Regions from separate parts of the Homo sapiens genome. Here region 2 is linked to region 1. Evidence: chromatin loops called from intact Hi-C (ENCODE). Cell type or tissue: A673. All regions are shown on one strand. Links, peaks and the distances in the headings refer to the core of each region. The heading gives the core; the rest is flanking DNA.

Region 1 (7,934 bases), core at 2,279-6,278:
AAGGACCAATGAAATTTTGCACTCGAAGCCTCAGAGGGGTTTTCAGTAGGGAAATAGCAAAACCTGATTTAGGTTTGTAACTGCTACCAATGTGGAATTGTTAGATATAAAGGGAATTTTTAAAGCAAAACAATAAGATTTGATGACTGGATATAAATGATAAGAGAGGATATCATAAGGAGGATGGCTCTGAATTTTCTAGCTTCCATGAATGCATAGATGTTTCTACCATGGATTAAGATAAAATATACAGGAGAAGGAGCAAACAGTTAGGACTCTTAAAATCTCTGTATTATTTTTTACATTCTGTAGCAAAGGGCTTTTACACAGATAGAACATTGGAAACTACAGAGGAATGTGTTAATCAGTCATGTGGTGAGCTTAATAGGCTACCACCTCCCAAGATCATATTAAAATAAACATTGAGTTACAATAAATTACAAACACATTGCCTAACTCTATTTTCTCATTTTTTTTAGAGATAAAATTATATCTCTATTTTAGGTACCAAAACAGGATATCCTACAACTTGAATAGCTTTTTACTAGAATAAAAGCTGAAACTCAACTAGGAGTACCCAGTGAATTCCAGTACTATTTCTGCTAAACACAGTGGAGGAATTTTTACTCTCTCACCTGAACTCACATCAGCTAAGAGAGTTTATTAATTAGTTTTGCTGCATGACAAACCATCCCAAAATTTAGTAGTTTAAATTACAATGAAATAATTTAACTCATAATTCCATTAGTAGGCAGTTTGGGCTAGGCTCAGCTAATCTGGGCCTGGAAAGCAGATTTCAGCCAGGACTCAACCAGGGTCAGTCAGCTGCCAGGTCAACTGGAGTCCCTATTTTCTCCTTAATAAGGTCTATCAATACCCAGTAGTCTAGCCCAAGTTTATATAAAGAGTGACAGTATGGTTCCAAGAAGAAGAAAAAGCAAGACCCAATGTACAAGTGCTTTTTAAGTCCTTACTTATATCACATTTGCAAACATCCCATTGACCCAATTAAGCCACATGGCCAAGGCCAGAGTTACTGTAAGGGGGCACTACTGAAAAGCTTGGAAAGAGGAATATGTGAACCCATTGGAGCTTTTATGGCAATTAATCCACCACAGTGACCAACAATTTGACCTACACAAAGTATTAACCACAAAATACTTTCTTACTCTTAAACCTGAGGGAGCATTATATCTATATTAAAGCTTCCTAAATTTTTAGAGTTGGGAAAATTAAGAAAGTATTTTTATTCTTTTCATTAGACAATTACGTTAAGATTCTTGTTCTGGAAAATTGGGGTGATGAGTTTTTAATTTGCTGTCTTACTTAAAATCACCCTCTCTGACACAATTATTTATAACTACATTGACAGTAAAATTCATAAGGCTTTATTTAACTAAAAAAATAGAAATTCAAATTAGCAACAGTTTAATTTAGTTCTGATCTTAATATTCTCATTGCTGTTCTCATTATTAATCTGCACCAACCAGTTTCAATCAGTTCTCAACAGTGAATCTCTATCCTAAGGCTCATGATGGTCTTTTTCAACTTTGCAAATCAGGTATGTGTAAGTTCCTGACAATAAAAAGTCTGCTAAAAACATAGTTTTGGGAAATTATATCTGTAATAATGAAACAGAAAAATAATTAAGACATTTAAAAATTCAACTTCTGTTTTTAACCATGAGGGAGCAACAAGGGCCAGACTTACCACTTGAAATAATTGTTGTGTTTTTATTATCATATGTTTCAAAAAATTTTTCAGTTTCTTTCTTAATATCTTCATGGATCAACTGGTCATTCAAGAGCATATTGTTTAATTTCCATGTGTTTATATAGTTTAAAAATCCTCTTGTTATTGATTTCTATTTTACTTCCATTGTGGACAGAAAAAATACTTGACATTATTTGAATTTTTTGAATGTTTTAAGAATTGTTTTGTGGCCCACCATAGGATCTATTCTTGAGAATGATCCATGCACTGAGGAGAAGAATGTGTATTTTGCAGCCATTGGATGGAACGTTCTGTAAATATGTATTACGTCCATTTGGACTATGGTGCAGTACAAGTCTGAGGTTTCTTTGTTGATTTTCTCTCTGGGAGATTTCTTCAATGCTGAAAGTGTAGTTTTAAAGTCTCCAGCTATTATTGTATTGGGATCTATCTCTTTCTTTAGCTCTAATAATAGTTGCTTTATATGTCTGGTTGTTCCAGTGTTGGGTGCATATATATTTACAATTGTTATAACCTCTTGCTGAATTGACTTTTTTATCATTATATAATGATCTTTTTTTCTCTGTATATAGATTTTTTCTTGAAATCTATTTTGTCTGATATAAGTGTAGATACTTCTGCTCTTTTTGTTTGTTTATTTCCATTGGAATGAAATATCTTTTTCCATCCCTTTATTTTCAGTCTATATGTGTAGAGATTAATCCATTTACTTGTAATGTTATTCTTGATAAGTAAACACTCACTCCTGCCATTTTGTTATTTGGTTTTTGGTGGTTTGTGGTCTTTTCTTCCTTGTTTCCTTCCTGCCTGCCTTTCTTTTAGTGAAGGTGATGTTCTCTGATGGTATGGTTTAGCTCCTTGCTTGTTTCTTTAGTATTAGTTGTATATTTTTGATTTGAGGTTACCATGAGGCTTGCAAATAAAAGAGCCCATTATTTTAAACTGATAACAACACTGATTTCCTAAAAAAAAAAACTAGCCAAAACACAAGCAAATAGAAAATAAAAACTCTACACTTCAACTTCATTCCCCCAGTTTTTAACTTTTTGTTCTTTTCTACTTATATCTTACTGTACTGCCTATGTCAGGAAAAGTTGTGTAGTTATTATTTTTGTTTGTTTCATCTTTTTGTCTATTTAAGATATGAGTGGTTTACATATCATGATTCCAGTGCTATAATATTCTGTGTGTTTCTGTGCACTTACTATTGCCAGTGAGCTTTGTACCTCAAGATAATTTCTTATTGCTCATTAACATTCTTTTCCTTCAGAATGAAGAACTACCTTTAGCATTTCTTGTAGGACAGGTTCAGTGTTGATGAAAACCCTTTTGTTTGTCTGGGAAAATATTTCTCCTTCATGTTTGAAGCATATTTCGCTGGATATATTATTCTAGGAAAAATCTTTTCTTTTCCTTCAGCACTTTAAATATGTTATGCCACTCTCTCGGTCCATAAGGTTGCCACTGCAAAGTCTGCTGCCAGACATATTGCAGTTTCATTGTATGTTATTTGTTTATTTTATCTTGCTTCTTTTAAGATCCATTCTTTATTTTTGAGCTTTAGGAATTTGATTATTAAATGACTTGAGGTAGTCTTTTTTGGGTTAAATCTGCTTGGTGTTCTATAATTTTCTTGTGCTTGAATGTTGATATCTTTCTCTAGTTTGGGAAATTCTCTGTTATTATCCCTTTGAATAAACTTCTCTCTCTCTCTCTCTCTCTCTCCACCCTCCCCCCCACCCCACTTTAAGGCCGTTAACTCTTAGATTTGCCTTTTTGAGGCTATTTTCTTTTGAGGCTATTTTCTAGATCTTATAGACATGCTTTATTCTTTTTTATTATTTTTTCTTTTGTCTCCTCTGACTGTGTATTTTAAAATAGCCTGTCTTCAACCTCACTAATTATTTATTCTGCCTCATCTATTCTGCTATTAAAAGACTCTGATGCATTCTTCAGGATGTCAATTGCATTTTTCAACTCTAGAATTTATGCTTGATTCTTTTTAATTATTTCAATCTCTGTTAAGTTTATCAGACAGAATTCTAAATTTTTTCTCTGTATTATCTTGAATCTCTCTGAGTTTTCTCAAAACAGATTTTTGAATTCTTTGTCTGAAATGTCACATATGTCTGCCTCTCTGGGCTTGGTCCTTGGTGCCTTATTTCACTTTTTTGGTCAGCTCATGTTTTTCTGGATGGTCTTGATGTTTTCCAGTGTCTGGGCATTAAAGAGTTTCATGTTTATTGTAGTCTTGGCAGTCTGGGCTTGTTTGTACCCATCCTTCTTGGTAAGGCTTTCCAGTTATTCAAAGGGACTTGAGTGTTGTGATCTACATTTTTGGTCACTGCAGCTATATCTGCATTAGGGGGCACCCCAAGCCCAGTAACGCTGTGCTTCTTGCAGCCTCACAGAGGCACCACATTGGTGGTCATGGATAAGATCTGGAAGAATTCTCTGGATTACCAGGCAGAGACTCTTGTTCTCTATCCCTATTTTCTCCCAAACAAATGGAGTCTCTCTTTCTGTGCTGAGCTCCCTGGAGCCGTAGGAGGGGTGACACTAGCACCCTGTGGCCACCACCCCTGGGACTGTGTTGGGTTAGACCTGAAGCCAGCACAATACTAGGTCTCATCTAAGGCCCACTTTAACCACTACCTGGCTATTGTCTATGTTCTCTGAAGGCCCCAGGGCTCTAGAATCAGCAGATGACAAAGCCAGCCAGGCTTGTGTCCTTTTTTACAGGGCTGGGAGTTCCCCTGGGAACTGCTGGGTCCAGAGATGCTGTCAGGGAGCCAGGGCCTGGAGTCAGAAACCTTAAAAATCTACCTAGTACTCTATCATACTACAGCTGAGCTGGCACCAAAACCACAAGGCAAAGTTCTTCTCACTCTTCCCTCCCTTTTTCCCAGATACAGGAGTCTCTCTCCATGTCCAACTGCACCCCAGGCCTATAAGGACTACTGCCAGGCTACCATTAATGTTCACTTCAGGCCCAAGACCTGAAGGAGCTAAAGACTCACTACTCTGCCGAGTGCCCTATCCTACTGTGGCTAAGCTGGTATCCAAGTTGTAAGACAAGGTCATCTTTACTCTTCTCTCTCCTCTTCTCAAGCAGAAGGCAGGGGTCTCCTTCAGAGCTGCAAGCTGTGCTGATTGAGGCTGGGTTAAGGGTGGTGCAACCACTCCCTTGGCTGACCAGCCAGTAACTCACTAGATCTTTTGCCCCCCAAGTCCAATGGCTCCAAGACCAGGACAGCACTAGGACTTGCCCAGGAGTTGCATTCCTTGTGGCCTAGACTGCCTTTCAAGTTTATTTAGAACCCCCAGAGCACTTCAGCCTGTGGTGGCAAGGCTTGCCAAAACTCAAGTTCCAACCACTGGGATGGTTGACTTCCCTCTGGCTAGGGCCGGTCTAAATGCTCCCTCCATGGGCACTGGCTGAATTCTGACTGGTGTTGCTTTCCACTACATTAGGGCAGCACTGAGTCTCAATGAAAAGCCCTAAAATCGCTGTGCTCTCCCTCTCTCAAACACACAAATTCTCTCTCAGCACCACAGGATGCTGATGGTGTACAGGTTAGTGTTAACAATTCAAGACTGCTTTTCCTACCCTCTTCAATGTCTCTTTCACTGATATGAGTTTAAAACCAGGTGCTGTAATCACTCACCTAATTTTTGCATTTTATGAAGGTGTGTTTTTTTGTGTGTAGATAGCTGTTAAATTTTGTTTTCCTAAGGGGGGATGAGTGGTGGAGGCTTCCATTGAGCCATCTTGCTCTGTCTCCTCCTCTATGTTCATTATCTTGATGTGGTAAAGGTTTCACAGTTAATAGATAAGTCATAACCCTTTGAAAGTTAAATATATGTAGTACGTTAATTAAACTTCCATAAAGCTGTAGAAGAAAAAAAATTAAAAATCTAATAAACAGTTTGAATTTTGAAACTAGTATTCTATTTGAACTTCGATATGTTAGTGATCATTTCTGAGTCCCAGTTTTCTCATCTATAGAAAAGAAGGGTTGGATCAAATGACTTCTAAAGTTTTTTCAAGGTTAAATGCCTAATTCTTTTGTTTTATGTGTTTATTATCTCAGGCATAATAGATTGTATATTTGTTCACAAATATGTGCTACTTCATCTCATGACCTCTCCCCTTATGGTAATTTCCTGTGGGTAGATTATATTCACAGTTGCATGACAGATTGGCTTGGCCATGTGATTTACTTTAGTCAATGAAAAGTAATTGGAAGTAAAATGATCAGAAGCTTTAAGACTATGATTGTGCCCTATCCGTTACCCTTTTCCATGTGATTAATAAGTCCAAACAGGAGCTGCTTCTTCAGCCTGGGTTCCAGGATGAAGAAGATGTGGAGCAAAGCTGAAGACCTGCATGGGCATTAATGTGAGCCAGAAAGGAATATATTTTGATAAGCCTCTAAGGATTGAGGAGCTTTTGTTAATATTTGGTAAAACTATCACTTGTAATAAGTTTGAAGTAAATACTGTATGTAATAAATTTTGGGCATTAAGCAAATAACATGAAAAACATAAGGCTCATAAGAATGAGTTAGTTGCATGTGCTATTTCTCCTATCTGACCTTAAGCTTCATGAGTATGAGCAGTAGCAATTGTTCATTTAAAAAGAAAATGATGAGTTCAGAAAAATATATATATGTGTGTATATATATATATATGTGTGTGTGTGTGTATATATACACATATTTTTTGGCTGGTTTTCAAGTAGCACTTAAAGGGCACATAGAAAGTCTGGGAATTCTAGGTTGGGAAGATTAAACTAATTCTTAATTCTAACTAATGAATTATAAATTGGAAAGAACCACTGGGCAACCAAATGTAATTAACATTCAGCCACTAAACCAGGACCAAATCAACAATATGCTGAAAAGCTTCTTTTCTTTTTTTTTTTTTTTTGGATTGTTATCAGTGCTCTTGTCTTATTATTAATACATTTTAAAAGAAAAAACTTTGAATGGATTATGTTCTCTGAGGCCACAACAGTAGGAAATCTCTTCCTAGGGCTGGTCTAAATACTCCCTCCATGGGCACTAGCCAAGTTCTGACTGATGTTGCCTTCCACGGCATTAGGGCAGCACTGAGTTCCAATGAACAGCACTGTACTTGATTGAGGTGCTACATGTATAGCACACATTTATTACAGAGTTGTTGGTTGGCTTACTTCCTTCATGAGATGAGATTATCCACTGTGATACCTTCTCAACTGGAAGTCCTCTTCCAAATAATCAACTGGCTTCTACCATTTCTGTGGCCTTTCTTATATCAAGAGTTTCTACTAATAATGTCATCAATGTTATCCCAAGTGAGTTCCCTGAAATACATATTTTGTAAAATGTTAATGTGTTAGGCAAAAATGGGTTTGTGGTCAAATTAGTTTAGAATGCACACAGTTAAACAAAATTAAACAGTTTTATCTAGTATAGAACTTCTCGCAGATTTTAAAATGCCAATGGATATGGTGAATCTTCAACGAGGGACTTGATATGCAACATTTGCCAAACTTATTTGACCACAGAACGCTTTTTTTCCCCTAGTGCATTTTGCATATTTTATAATCTATGGAAAACACATAGAATTTAATATTCTATGGAAAAACTATTTCAACACTGTGGGAAACACTAAATGTATGTTAACATCTACGTTTTAGCCCAACTTTACTTCATGTGGTGACTTCCATGATACTAAGAATAATTAGAAGCAATGATGACAAATCTTAAATTTTTGCTTCAGGTTCTTTTCTATGCATTTCTATATTCCATAAGGACTTGAATAATCAATACATTCTTTGTTCCTTCATTGTGCCATGCTTATAGCTCAATTACAGCACTTCTTTCCAGCTGAGAAACTGCCTTTTGTTGTCCCCAATGCAGCAACACGTGGCCCTGGTTCAATGGGAAGGAAGCCAATCATATCTAGTTGCTGGCCCAATGCCTGGCACACCAATTGAAAGCTATGTATGAGCATGGAGCCCTAAAAAGAGTTCTGAAAAAGTGTTGAAAAGTTGCTTATCTTGCTGGGTCTCTCCAGCCCCTTCCCCTCCTTTTCTGTTCATGCCATTTTCCAGCATCTTTGAGATATACTATTGCCCTTTGTTCGTTCATTATTCCCATTAACTCTGCTAGTTAATCCCCTCAATGTTCTCCAGATATGTTCTGTGCTTTCAT
Region 2 (7,934 bases), core at 2,427-6,426, 96 kb after region 1:
AGGTAGATCTCCCTTTTCCAGGAGTACAGATAGACTTATGAAGCTATGTAGGTTTTAATTAGCCCACAGTATCTTCACCCTTTCATTTGGACCTCCTCAGTAACTAAAGTTTGATCTCTCTCTTTTTTCATTTTTATGATGTAAAGCCATTATAAATCTACAGCAAATAAACTAGCAGGAGATTAATACCAATTGCAACAATATAACAACAGCAGACATAAAAAATACAGCTGGACTCTACCATAAACAGATGAAACTGAGCTACAAAGAGTGCTTCACTATTCAGTTCATAAAAGGCTGAATGCTGTCAGCCCAGCCACAGGAGGACAATCAAACTGGCTTTCCTGGACAGGCACAGCAACTCATTGATCAACTCCGCCACTTCAGACAGAGTTAGCAAAGGGAAATAGATCTCTCTCCTTCCACTCCGGCAGTAGGAAACAAGGGAAGACAGGGAAAGTGAAGGGAGGAGGGCAGGATGTGTAGATGTGAAGTCAAGCAACCAGGCTTGGGGAAAACAACGGGGAAACCTCAGATGATCCTGCCCTGGAGATCTCAGCATAATCCACCATTCATTGAACATTGAACGATGCAGCACCCCCAAAGCCGATGTCAGAAGTGATGCAGAGTAGAGATGATGAAAATGAGGACCATATTTTTAAGCTGATAATCAAATATAAAACATATGTTCATGGGAAAATTTGAAAACTTACTGAAATTAGGATTGTTCCACAAAGTCTAGACACTATGGTTAGCAGACCTTTGAGATACACACACACATACGTATGTATAGTCACACACACATATGTAATCATGTGTTGTATGACAATAGTCAATGACAGACTGCATGTACAATGGTGGTTCCATAAAAGTGCAACACTATATTTTTGCTGTACTTTTTCTATGTTTAGAAATGTTTAGAAATACAAATACCACTGTGTTACAGTTGCCTACAGTATTCAGTAAGGTAACATGCTATAAAGATTTGTAGTCTAGGAGCAATAGGCTATATCATATAGCCTAGGTGTATAGTAGGCAATGTTGTCTAGGTTTGTGTATGTATACTCTGTGATGTTTGGACAAGAATGAAATTGCCTAATGACACATTTCTCAGAATATATCCCCATCATTAAGTGAGATATGACTGTGTATGTGTGTGTACCCTATTATGATGTGTTAAGTCTTTTTCTAGGTATAAAAGACAGGCTTCACACAAAGTAGAATGAAAATGTTGCAAAATAGAGATGACCAATGTGTTTTGGTATTCGCTCAGGCAGGAAGCTTGAAGGAAGACAAGGCATTTAGGCTTGATCTTAAAAGCTAAGTAAGATTTGCATAGGCAAAGTAAGAGGCAATAGAATGCTACAAAAGAAGAGCATGAAAGATGACATGATGGTGGTAAAGGTGTAACGGTGTAAATGTGTATTAAGAGTAAAGGAGTAAAGCTAGAGTGTGAGTATGTAGAAGGGGAAAACAGAAAGGTAGGGTATGAACTTCATGGCGGGACTTGGACTTTATCCTTTAGCCTTTGGAAGCAATTCAAAGTTTATGCAAGAGGACGTGATGTGTTTTAGAATGATAGGTATACATAGGTCTGAAGGATCAACTATAAGAGAAAGACTGCAGTCAGTAAGATTTCTTAGGAAGTTATTTTAATATTCCTGAGAGAGGGACTAAAAGACAAAGCAGAATTACCTACCTATTGGGTATGGAGTTTGGAGGAGAAGAAAGTTTTAGGTCTGTGCTTCTCCTATGTTGATATGCATATAAATCATTGTTCTGGTTAAAATGGATATTCCAATTCAGTAGGTCTGGTGAGGCATAAGATTCTGTATTTCTAAGAAGCTCCCAGATGATGTCAATGCTGATGAATTGTATGTTCAACAACAAGATTTGAGACCACTCCAGGTATTTCCTTCTTGTGAAACTGGCTATGTGATGTTTCATTAAATGAGATAGGCTTGGATCAGGGGAAGATACTGACTGCCTCCACTACTGGACACATTCAATGGGAGGCACACAAGTCAAGAGTTAGAAATTGGATTGCTCTTTTAGAAATGAGGCTAAAGCTGTACTTAAAGAATTGGAAATTACTAAAGGAGAGAATCAAGGCAAAATTTAAGTGGATAAGACTTCACAGAAAAAAAGGAATTAAAAAGAGTCAAAAATAGTATATTACCGAAGACCTGGAACAAAATGGGCACTTAATAATTACTTGTTGAAGGAACAAATGAATGTGCCCCTATTTAAAAGGCAAATAAAAAAAAAAAAAGGAGAACAATGGGTGACTGAGAAGGAGCAGTCAAGAAGGCCAAATGACAGCTGAGTCACAGAAGACATAAGAGAGAAGCCTTTTGCTGAATGCTGAATAGGGAATGCATACTGTGAGATGTCGCTGTGAGTTTGCATGGTCTTTCTAAGATGTTGTAGTGGGTGATGTGGCATGCCACCCAGATGCCCTCCAGGATTGAGAAAATCATTCTCCCAACTGCTGAGAGAGTTGGCTGCAATGAATCTCAGCCAAGTTCTTTTCCAGAAATGTGCCTTCCTCAAGAGCAGCCTCATTCAAATTCATGCTCCCTTTCCACAGGCAGCTCAAGTCCAATGACTGGCCCATGTGGGGATATAAAGGCTTAGTCCCTTGCCTCAAAGTATGATCCTGCTGAAGAGGCATCTCAGCTTAAGACAGTCCGTGAGATCAGCTGAGGTCCTGTTTATACTATTTAACAGTCCAATTCCTCCTTCTGCCCAGCCCTGCTGCCTTCATTCCTTCACAGGTGTTGTTTCTGGGAGAACTCCCCAGTAAAATTCCATCTGAGTCTGTTTCCCGGAAATCTGACCTAAGACAGATGTTGACTTTATTCCTAGAGATTAAATTGCAAAAGCCATTCATATTTGAGGCTGTGTCTCCCTAGGCCCTTTTCTAAACTGAGATCGCACTTCTCTGCCTCAATCTTCTTTTGCTTTTTTGCTTCTGAAACTGTACTGGCAGGTACTGCCACACCATCTGTGCATAACAGCCCAGCAAATTTTGGGGGCATCTGCTACAGTAAGGTCACATTCCCAGCTGTTGTGTCATGTCTTCAACATCTTCTTTGATTTCTCTCACTCCTTACTTTGCAGAGAGCAGTTCAAGGTAAAATCTCCCTGCTTGTTTGTTTCTATTATCCACCTGCTGTTGTAGAGAACTGACATTATCTTATGTACTCTTTAAAATGGAAAGACATGGAACTCACTAATTAAATTTGCAGATCAAGCTGAAATAAAAGTCATAGCAAAATCACTAAGGACAGGCACGTTATGTAAAGTGGCTTCAGTGCTTAGAAATATAGTCAGGAAATGACCAAATGAGCTTTAGCAAGGAGACCTGAAAATTAATACATCTGGAGGAAAGGAACCTGAAACACAGCTATTTAAATTTCCAGGGAGAAAACTGGAAAGCAACAAGACCAGCAAGAAAAAAAAAGAATAAAAAGAACAGGAAGGTGATATTAGACACTTCAACATAAGCTTATGGTGCAGTGAAACTGAATAAAAAACAGGGTGCATTTCTTGGCTGTATTTTAAGATGCGTTACTGCACATGGTTGCAAGGTGATCCCTATATGGAGCTGCCATGTGGTAGACCATGTTGGTTTTCAGGTGCTTGGGTAATAGCATGAAATAGACAAATTGGGAGCAATTGGAAGACAGCTATAGAAATAATGAATAGGAGTGATTGAATTACAAGAAAAGGAGATAAATGGGTGTAGGTAATTTCCTCCAGTGCCAAGGGAGAGTGAAGATGAAGGTCAGCATGGGAGCAACATTGCTCTAATGCAGAAAAGCCTGTGCTGGAGTGTTACCTGTCAAAATGGGATTAAGGCTGAGACAGGAAAGGGTAGTTTCAAAAAGTCGGCAAGTACTTCCAAATGCGCAGCCACTATGGCACAGTCATCAAAAAGGAGCTGTAAAAGAAACAGCACCACACTTGTAGACGAGTCTGTGAACACTGGGCTTCTTGGCATGAGTCTGAACCTGAGGCCAGCTTCAGCAGTGGACAAAGTTGCAGCTCCATTCCAGGCACAGAGTTGGTCAGTTCAGAAAACTGTTCTAATTTCTCATCTTTAATTGATTCAAAATAAAAATAGATGAACAAGTAGAATGTGTGTCCAAAAATAGAGTTGATGTTCCACCAGCCTGTAAACTCATTAAGAGCTGAGCACTTGTCTTATTCATCTCTGTGTCTCAGGTGTCTGGTGCAACAAAACTGCTTATTAAATGTTTTCTGAATTAGTTAATGAGGGAAAACTGAGAAAAAAATATTCCTGCCGTGAAGTTCCGGGCCACATTTCTGGCAGACCACAGGCTCAGCACTTCTGGGGATCTTTGGAAACTTTCCCCAAAGGGCTTGCATTCAAGAAAGAGATTTGTGCCTCACTGGCTGTCCTGGCTTCATAGTATCCTTTTTCAAGGGGAGAAAATCCCTCAGCATGGGGTCAGGCAGGCTCCCACATTTAAAAATTGGATAGCTTCGTTTTTTCTAAAGTCCAAGTGTGAAACGGAAGAAGCTGACAGGAAGTGTTCATTAATATATTGAACAAATGTTAGGACTCTGTATAGTTTAGCAGTTAAGAGCAGCTAAGAGCCAGATGGCCAGATTTCAAATTTTGGCTCTGCTACTTCCTAATTGGGTATATCCTTTGGCAAGTTATTTAACTTCCCTGTGCTTAGTTTCTTCATTTGTAAAACAAGGATAATAATAGTTCTTGATGAATGGAGTTGTACTGGGGATTAAAATAAATAATCTATGTAAAGCATTGAGAAGAATGCTGATCAGTAAATCTTTCATCTCTCTCTCTCTCCCCACTCTCTTTCTCTCTCTTGCTCTGTGTGTGTCTGTGTGTGTGTGTCTGTGTGTGTCTATGTGTATGCATGTGTGTGTGTATGTGTGTGTGTGTAGCACTTATGGGCTAGGCATTCCTATACATTGCAGAGACAATGGTAGGAAATAAGACTGGCAAGATATTTTCCTATATATGTCCTGCTCTCATAGATCTTCCCTTCTCATTAGAGAGTCAGACTCTAAGCAAAAAAGTAAGTAAATAAGGGCCATAATTTCAGATGGAGATGAGTTCCATGAGAAAATAAAATGAAATGATGTACTAAAGAATGACTTGGGGAAGAACAAAGTGCTGCATTAGAGCGTCCAGAAAGAGATGCTTTCAGAAAGTCAGAGCTGAGAACTGAATGACCAGAAGGAACCAGCCATGTGAGAGCACAGAGAAGAAATAATACAATGCATAGATGTCACTTTAAGATGGAATAAGTTTGTCATTTTCAAGAAGGCAGAGTAATAAGTGCTTTGCGGACAAGACAGGGCAGAGGTAGATGAGCTCTAGGAGGTAGACAGGGACAGATTATGTTGAGCTTTGTTGCCCAGGGCAATAGCTTTTAATCTAATTTTAATGCAGTGGGAAGCCATTGGAAACATTTGGGCGGAGAATGACATGATCTGACTTCAAATTTATAAAAGATCGTTTTGACTGGCTTCTGTGTAGAGACTCAACTACATGGTATTGGAGGAGAAACAAAGGGACCCATTGGAGGCAATTGGCTATTGCAGAATCCCGATGACAATTAATGCCACTTGGACTAGGGTTATAGCACTGAAGATGGAAAGAATGTGACGAGTTTAAGTTATGCATTAGAGTAAAACCAGTCAGATTTCCTCATGGATTAGATGTGGAGGAAGTTGAATCTGTTAGTTTTTTCAGTGTCTGGCACTTGACTAAGCCTAGAAACAAAAAGTTTAAAAACAATAATTATATACAGAGCCTGCCTTTAAGTAGCTCTTTTGAGCTGTATTTTGTAGGGAACAGAATCCTACTCAGACTTCAAGGAATGGATTATCTACAGAGGCATGAGCAACATTAGACAAGTCAGCAAAAATGGTGGAGAACATAGAAACTATCAAGAATCAAAAGCCACCACTACCTTAGGCTTAGAAAGGCAAGGCAAGGCAAGGAAATAGTACTAACAAAGCCCAGTGAACATGGGAATCTTGGAGAAGGGCTGCCCGGCAGGAGACGTATTCCCAGAGGGACATGCTCTGCCACAGAATGTGTCCAGCATAGAAAAGAAGTGGGGAGTGAATACTTCTTCCTTGTCCCACCCTCCAATTTTTTACGACTGCCTTCCATAAGCTAAGCCTCACTGGAATCCAGGCAGCAAAGGAGGTATGATCGTCTGAGGTGTCAGCCCACTCAGCGTATAGGACAGGACAGAGAAAAGCAGAGGAGGAAGCTGGGTGAGTTGGGAGGGACAGGCAAATGGAAAATGAAAAGTATACAAGCATGCAAAAGTATTACAGAAAAAAGAAAATGTCATTTGGAATCAAGTGCAAGACTAGCTTCAGGGTTTTCACACAGGCTTAGCTCAGAGACAGTGCCCAGTTCAAATTCTTCTATGCAAAAAACCTGAGAATACAACCCAATTTCCCATCTTCTCAAAGTAGTCACTACTCTCTCATTTCTTTCTCCCCCCACAACAGGGAGGAGGAAAAAACCATGGCTGCGGAGGTGATTTAATATCCTGTTGACTCTGAAGAAAAATACACTTCTTCATTATAAGAGTTTTATTGCCAATGACTAGAAGGAAATGTAAAGGGGACAACACAAGATGACTAACACAGGAAGTTATAAAACTCACAGCTCTAACTGTCATGGCCCTGGGCCCATGGTGCCTGAATCCCTCTGGGAGTATTAAATGGAAGGCCCCCTGGTACCTGAATTTTGTTTTAGTTTTCTCTCTCCATCTCTGTGATTACACATAAAATCAGCCAAGCACCTGCTCCCCTCCAGCCTAGATAACACATACCTCCATGCTATAAAGGGACAATTTGACCAAGAGACACCCACCTCACCTGACCACAGAGCTGGAAAATCTACTATGTCAGACTTCCATGCAACCGCTGGTGGGAGAAAGTTTTCACGAGTCTCTCTGGGCCCTTATCCCTCTCCCCTGTATTCCCATCCTTATCCAAATCCACATTTCACCAAACTCCCTAACGCTAAGCAGCTGTTGAAGTTCAGATCACAGTCTCTGAGGAGCTCCTGGTTTCCCATGGAATGTGATTTGCCTCATCATCTTACAGCCTGCCTCCACTTTGCTTTCTTATCATTTCAGAGGCTTGGGATGCCTGTGTGCACAATAAATCAATGGCATTTTAAGCTTTCCCTGTGGCCTCAATCACTATGCGCCTTGGTGCAGCTTGCTGTGCTGATCACGTTTATGACTTCACCTAAATTCTTAATGCTCTATCTCATTGCAAAGAAAGGGGATTATTTTTTATGAAAATGTAATTTTAGCTTAGCCACCAGACAATTTCCAATATGCTATGAAAAGAATAAAATAGCCCCCAAAAAGCCATATCTCCTAGAATTTACCCCTCCTATAATCTAGATTATAAACTCAATGGAGATACAGATCATATCTGAATTGAACATTACTGTACCCTAGACCCTATTGCTACATCTAGTGCACAATTTATGCTTGGTATTTGTTGATACTGAATAGCACATTGTTTTGCAAATGGAATTTTTTAATAACCACCTCTTCCTGTGCCACCCTAAGCATGCACATGTATATGCACGCACACACACATGCACTTTACCTTCATACACGCATGATGCTCTCAGTGATAAAGTCATGTGTAGCTCAAGGTGATCAAAAGAGGTATTTGTATAAGAAAGCAGAAACAGTTCTTTATAAAAACAAGACAACAAAGCTTACTGTTAGCAGTGGTCCCAGGAATGAGACCGCCCCGCATCCCTCACTGTCTCTATCTGTGCCCGTCCAGGGAGTCTGTTTTTAGAAAGCCCTTGTCTGTTTGCTTCCTCTCCACAATTCAAGAGAGAAACTCAGGTCTCTCTCTCTTCTTTTTTTTTTTTTTTT

Evidence for each region. Hi-C counts contacts between places; a loop is a spot of excess contacts. Peaks named below come from ENCODE experiments on the same cell type or tissue, not always from the same donor. Only the 100,000 strongest peaks of a DNase experiment are listed, where the experiment ranks them.
Region 2: it touches region 1 in a loop (4-fold over the local background); 1 of 110 quality-filtered maps calls a loop at or near these places.

Annotation. Positions count from the first base shown.
Region 1 is chr11:91,769,181-91,777,114 of GRCh38, forward strand. No RefSeq gene overlaps it. Among named protein-coding and RNA genes, the nearest start is that of LINC02756, 21 kb to the right of the region's middle. In A673, for the core only: a CTCF peak has its summit at 4,103 (motif pointing right); a DNase peak (open chromatin) is centred at 4,121.
Region 2 is chr11:91,865,323-91,873,256 of GRCh38, forward strand. LINC02756 (long intergenic non-protein coding RNA 2756) reads left to right here. Exons shown (of 12, transcript NR_187312.1): 12 at 6,532-7,164. Among named protein-coding and RNA genes, the nearest start is that of LINC02756, 75 kb to the left of the region's middle. In A673, for the core only: no CTCF peak of the experiment used is centred there; DNase peaks (open chromatin) are centred at 3,979, 4,629, 5,539 and 6,179; H3K4me3 peaks cover 1,872 bases; H3K27ac peaks cover 2,929 bases.